Regions from separate parts of the Homo sapiens genome. Here region 1 is linked to region 2. Evidence: chromatin contacts called from ENCODE Hi-C or POLR2A ChIA-PET data. All regions are on one chromosome and are shown on one strand. Each heading gives the region's core, a stretch centred on a gene start or an enhancer-like site at or near the end of the contact. The rest is flanking DNA. Distances are from core to core; before and after follow the strand shown.

Evidence for each region. A loop is a pair of places that touch in the nucleus more often than their neighbours do. ChIA-PET counts read pairs that join two places held with the same protein, here RNA polymerase II (POLR2A). Pooled maps may share reads with other maps.
Region 1: a map of PC-9 shows a loop between it and region 2 (10-fold over the local background). The contact joins two enhancer-like sites. A Hi-C loop is called at or near these places in 6 of 168 maps with a recorded cell type or tissue (B cell, Caco-2, Calu3 and 3 more), 7 of 37 single-sample maps with no recorded cell type and 8 of 50 pooled maps. POLR2A ChIA-PET finds 5 or more read pairs at or near these places in 1 of 52 experiments (WTC11).

Annotation. Positions count from the first base shown.
Region 1 is chr6:11,343,075-11,346,020 of GRCh38, reverse strand. It overlaps a transcript of NEDD9 not described here. Among named protein-coding and RNA genes, the nearest start is that of NEDD9, 110 kb to the right of the region's middle. RefSeq lists an enhancer at 865-2,064. Within about 2 kb of position 1,625, at least 5 of the 41 ENCODE cell types and tissues checked have a DNase peak (open chromatin) inside an H3K27ac peak, as active enhancers do.
Region 2 is chr6:11,495,546-11,498,245 of GRCh38, reverse strand. All of the region lies in intron 3 of LOC105374928 (a long non-coding RNA gene), which reads right to left. Among named protein-coding and RNA genes, the nearest start is that of TMEM170B, 41 kb to the left of the region's middle. Within about 2 kb of position 1,370, at least 3 of the 41 ENCODE cell types and tissues checked have a DNase peak (open chromatin) inside an H3K27ac peak, as active enhancers do.

The sequences.
Region 1 (2,946 bases), core at 376-2,875, 150 kb after region 2:
TGTAGGAGATGCCTTAGATAGGGAGGTCCTGGGGGCAGAGTACCTGGAGGTCTGAGATCAGAGCTTTTACGCAAACAGAGCAGGTGCAGAAGTTGTGTTCGAGGAACAACCAGGAGGCCAGTTGGCCTGCAAGGCATGAGCCAGGGAATGGTGGTACAAGATAAACTTGGAAATTGTTTATGCTCTGTCTCTCACACTGACTTGGCCTTCGATCTCAGCTAAAATGCTGCTTTACTTCCTACTGTATTGGTGTTTGCAACCAATGCATGATGTGTCATGTACTTTCTACTCAGAGAAAAGTCCTCTACCAGTGTTGATGAGGGTGAAAAGATCATTCCTACTCCAGGAAGTCTCTTTGGAAACTTGGTGGCGGAAGACAGGAGAGCTAAGAGCAGTTCCCATCTTGTATGATCTAAGGTTCCCCTGGAAGTGAAGCCACGATCCCCTGTAGCTATCACAGCATAGGGATGTGCGGAGATCCTGGCTCCACATATAGTTGGCAGGAGGTGAGTCTCCTTTAAGGTGTTCAAATGTAGCACACACACACACACACTCTCTCTCTCTCACCTGCTGTCTTGCTCGATGCTCCATCTCTTCTATTGCTGTCCTGAGAACCAAGACAGCTCCATGTACAAGTAACTCAAAACCCTGACACTCCCTCACACTGCCCAAAACAAGACACTGTCAAAATAAGTCACAGATGTCACAGTTCCTTGTCACTCAGTTTTCTTGGCTTAGATTTAAAGCATTAAATCAGCTCATCTTCATCTCTCATTCCCTAGCCCCAGCTCTTCCCTGCTGAGTTATCTTTGATATTCCCTTGGGTGGATTTCTTCTCCCTCCTTCTTCTCTAAGAATCTGTAAGTTTATTTTCTCTCTTACTCTCACTCCCCTTCTCATCCTGCCTCACCCCGGTCCCTCTTTCTAAGCCCTCTTCTCCACCGCCCTATTCTAGACAAGATCTTACAAAAATACCTTTCTTCCATAATATCTTCTCTACTTCCACAAGAATTCCCCCAGATTCCTTTCCTTTTTGTTGAAAGGGCTGACTCCTGGCATTTATAATTTTAACCAGCAGAAGGGCTTGAAATGAGAAGTATGAGTACTTCGACTCTTTTCCACACCTGTTCCCAATCTCCACTTTTTTTTGAATACTGACTCTGTAATGGGTGGAGAGTAGGGGAAAAGAAAGAGAGATGGGAAAACAAGAAATGAAAGGGATTTTTAGTAATAAAAGCAAATGAGGAGATAAGGTAACTGTGTTCTGAACATCAGGGCTGGAGAGGCTGATGCTCATGATGGACACAGGAGGAGAGGCGCAGTGCTGGCTAACAACCTGGACACAGCACCAAGCAGATTGTAGTCACATGCTAAAGCATGTGCTATGCCATCTAGGTGCAGTAGAGATCAGCCATAGGCTGGAGTTTGCCCCGAAGGAGGTGGCATTGAGGTCACACACTGCAGAGTCATCCACATGACTTTGTAGATTGGAATCTTATTTTATCAACTGCTTACCTGAAATAAACATGCCCCACCTGAAACTTAAATGCAGCTTGATCTTTTCTTTGGAAGAGTGTGATGCTTACGACAGGAATGTGTTGCCATGGGATGCTGCTGATATTTTGTCCACACTCCTATCTTAGCCTTTCGCCACTTTGAAGGTGCCCTCTTTCTCCAGGATAAACATCTTCAACAACGGGGACTTTCCAACAGAGTGGACCAGGTGAATTTTTTTAACTCTCTGGAATTTGATGTTATGTGAGATTTCTAACTGTGGAATTGCGCTCACATTCATGTTAGAATATTATGTCTATCACATATTCTTATCAGCACATTTTTGTAGCCAGAGATGTATGCAACCCAAGTGTCATGAGCCCACTACACCTAAGAGTTTAGACTTACTAATTCACTGAAAACTTAAAAGAGGCCAGGATGTAGTAGATTGCTTGGTGATAGATAGCAGCCTACTCACCCTGTCTCTTGAGAAATAACTTCACTTCTCTCCCCCTTATCCTAATTCTCTAAAACAGTCCTATCTTCCAATGGATAAAGTACAGACAGATATCTGGTTACCTTTATTGTAAACATCTATAGTTCACCCAAGAGCCTAGATGAAGCACCTCACATAGCATGCCAACTGCTGGCCCGTGTATTTAGTCTATGTTTAATACCCTTTTACTTAGGTTTCTTGCCCTGTAAATTGGAATTAGACTAAAATCTGGTGTCTTGAGTTTCACAGCATATTGAGTTTCACAGTATGATTTTAGCCTGTCTACTCATCTTATATCTGATAGCAGTAAAGAAGGTAAATTCATTCATTCATATATTCCTTTATTCATTCATTCATGTAAATTTATTGAGCATGCATTTTGTGCTAGGCACTGTTCTTGGTATGGTCCACAGCTCTGAACATAACAGGCAAAAGTTCTTGCCCAAATGGAAGTTACATTCTAGGAGGTAATATAAAGCAAGACAAAAATATCCAGTGTGTTAGACAGAGATATGTGCTAGGGAGTAGTGGAGTAGTGGGGTGCAGTTTTAAATAGGGTACTCAGGGAAAGCCTCATTGAGAAGGTACTTTTTTTTTTTTTTGAGACAGAGCCACCTTCTGTTGCCCAGGCTAGAGTGCAGTGGCGCCATCTCCACTCACTGCAACCTCTGCCTCCCAGATTCAAGCAATTCTCCTGCCTCAGCCTCCTGAGTAGCTGGGATTACAGGCGCATGACACCACACCCAGCTAATTTTTTGTACTTTTAGTAGAAACGGGGTTTCACCATGTTAGTCAGGCTGGTCTCGAACTCCTGACCTCATGATCCACCCGCCTCAGCCTCCCAAAGTGCTGGGATTACAGACGTGAGCCACGGCACTGGGCCGAAGTTACCTTTTTTAAGGTTTTTTTTTTCAGCCAATGTTACCATGGTGTAATTTATCTTCTGTAAAATTCCC
Region 2 (2,700 bases), core at 121-2,620:
AGATGCAGGTCTGTCACCTGTGAAAGGGGAGGGAGAAGGAGGGTTAGTTAGGAAGAGTCTCAAACTGCAGTGCTGTCCTGCAAAAGTCTCAGCCAGCCCAACAGAGAGCTCCAGAGCAAAGGCTGCCTGTTGGAGAAGTTCCATGATGAACAGAAAGGGCCAGGCCCTGGCACGCCCACTGTGCTCATTAGCTGTTAAAGGTCTGCCTAGGAAAAGCATGGCCTCAGCTCAACTGCTGTGGCTAAGCAACCAGAGGCACTGCAACCAAGGCCATCACCTAACTGCACCCTCACAGCTAATCTACAAGTTCTTTCTTGAAGGGAGATCATAATAGCTCCATATCCCCATATTGGAGAGAATTCTCACTCTGCATTCTGCCAAGGAGCTGGTGTGTGTGTGCGTTTGTGTGTGTGTGTGTGTGTGTATGCACACATGTGACAAAGGTTTATTTAACTTATCAATGAATGAAGAAGGAGAAGAAAAATTACTATATATAGTCAATGAACAAAAAGAATGCTGGAATAAGACTGCAAGTGAAGTTGAAACTGGTAAATTATAAAACAACACAACTATAATCTGTAGGATTTATATTTCCTACTGGACAGAAATGAATTGCAACATAATGATCCTCCACAAGTTAACATTAACTTTACAAGAGTCTCACCTTCATCAATAGCAAATAATCAAAGTAACTTTCTTCCTGTAAAACTTCCCAACTGGGGGAACATTTGCCCTCTCCTCACCCCAGAGATATCTGACAATGTCTGGAGACATTTGTGGCTATCGCAACTAAAGGGATGAAGGTGTGCTACTGGTGTCTGGTGGGCAGGGGCCAGGGATACTGCTAAATGACCTATTACGCCCTGAACAGCCCCCACGGCAAAGAATTACCCAGACCAAAATTTCAATAGCGCCAAGACTGAGAATCGTGTACAGATGACACTTTTGACAGCTTATTAGGCAATGCTCTAGTATGACACCGAAAGGGCGTAAGAAGATCTTTAATGTTTCCTTCTGCTTTCACTTAAATGTAAAATTGGGATAATGATATATCGAAGCAACTTCATTTACGGTGAAGGATGATTAAATAAAACAATTGTGGTTGATTGTATTTTTACAAAGATGATGCACAAATATATATCCCATCCCACATGCTCTTCTTCTGACGTGACACTGACATTCCTGTATTGAGGGGTGGAGGCTATGTTCCCTTCCCTTGAACCTGGGTAGACGTTTGCAATTACCTCTATCAACAGAACACAGCAGAAGTGACATTTCCTGACCTCTGAGGCTGGATCATAAAAAGCAACACGGCTTCCTCCTGGCTCTCTTTCTGGGGACACCACCTTGGATGTTCTGAGCCAACATGAAACAAGTCTGGCTATGCTTGAGAAACCCTAAAGAGGGACTACATAGAGACAGAGAGAAGCTCCCACCCCAGCCTGTCCAGTCTTATCAGCTCAGACACCAGACACGGGAGCGAATGAGGCTTTACAATAACCCCAAGTACTGTCTGATTGCGATCTCATGTGAAAGAAGCCTCCAGGCAGAACCACCCGACAGAGCTCCTTCTGAATTCCTGGCCCATAGACACCGTGGGAGATAATAAATGATTTTGTTGTCTTAAGCTTCTATATTTTAAGATGATTTGTTCCATAGCAACAGACACTAAAACAACCATACAAAAATAGTCCTTAGCACCCTGCATGGAAAGTGAGTTAACTGGTCACTCTTGTGGGGTAGTTTTAGTATTTTTAAGTAATATTTATGTAGTATTTTTACTGTTTCCGTGCGCAAGAGGGCACACTGTCCGTTGACAGCCCTCATACATGGAGGTGTAATTTTCTAATCAAAGCACCAGGTGGAGCCAACCCCTAATTTTTCACTGTCCCTTTCAGAGGGTGAACTTGACAAAATGGAAAAAAGGCTTCAGAATCAAACTAGCATGTTTAGGGCGATGTGTTAGAGAATGCTCAGTATTCTAAATTCTCAAATTCTAAAACACAAGGAAGCTTATTTTGATGAATAACTCATCCCTAGGCAGGGTGTACGCACAAAAAACAAGAAAATCCTTTTTTTTCCTTTGTTAAATGCAACAGAGAAGGTTATGCTTTCTTTAAACCCTGAAAAGGAAAAGAGATCTGCCAGCCTATGATTTCTAAACAATACTGTACTTAATTTTTGCCATTATCTAGACACATAGCTAATGCAAGTCTCTGTTTGCTGTTTGCTTCTGACAGTAAGACAATATTTCTGAATACTGATTTATGGGACTCAGATAACATCTGTACCACAATTTTAGCTTAAACATTTTTAGGTTTACATGTTTTCTAGTCCTTTATTTTGTATACACGAATTTAATGCTCTAGTGGCTGTGAAAATGGGCCATGATTCCGATTGCAGGAAATCTGGGAACCAAATCCCTTAAAATGAATTGGGTGAACCAAATACATTGTATCTCCCTCTTGTCAGAGAAATTCAAAGCAGACTCTACCCATCAGCATTCACTGTAACCTGAGCAGGTTGGCAACCCGTCCTTATTATGATGATCTGCCAGTGCCTATGTAACTCCTGAAGGCTGATGCCTCTACCCTGAGATGGCTCAAGGATGGTTAGGGCAATAGAGCAGTGGTCTTGAGAATAAAGATGGTTTTGTGATCCGCTTATCTGATTAGAGGTTTATACTATAAAGTCAAGGCT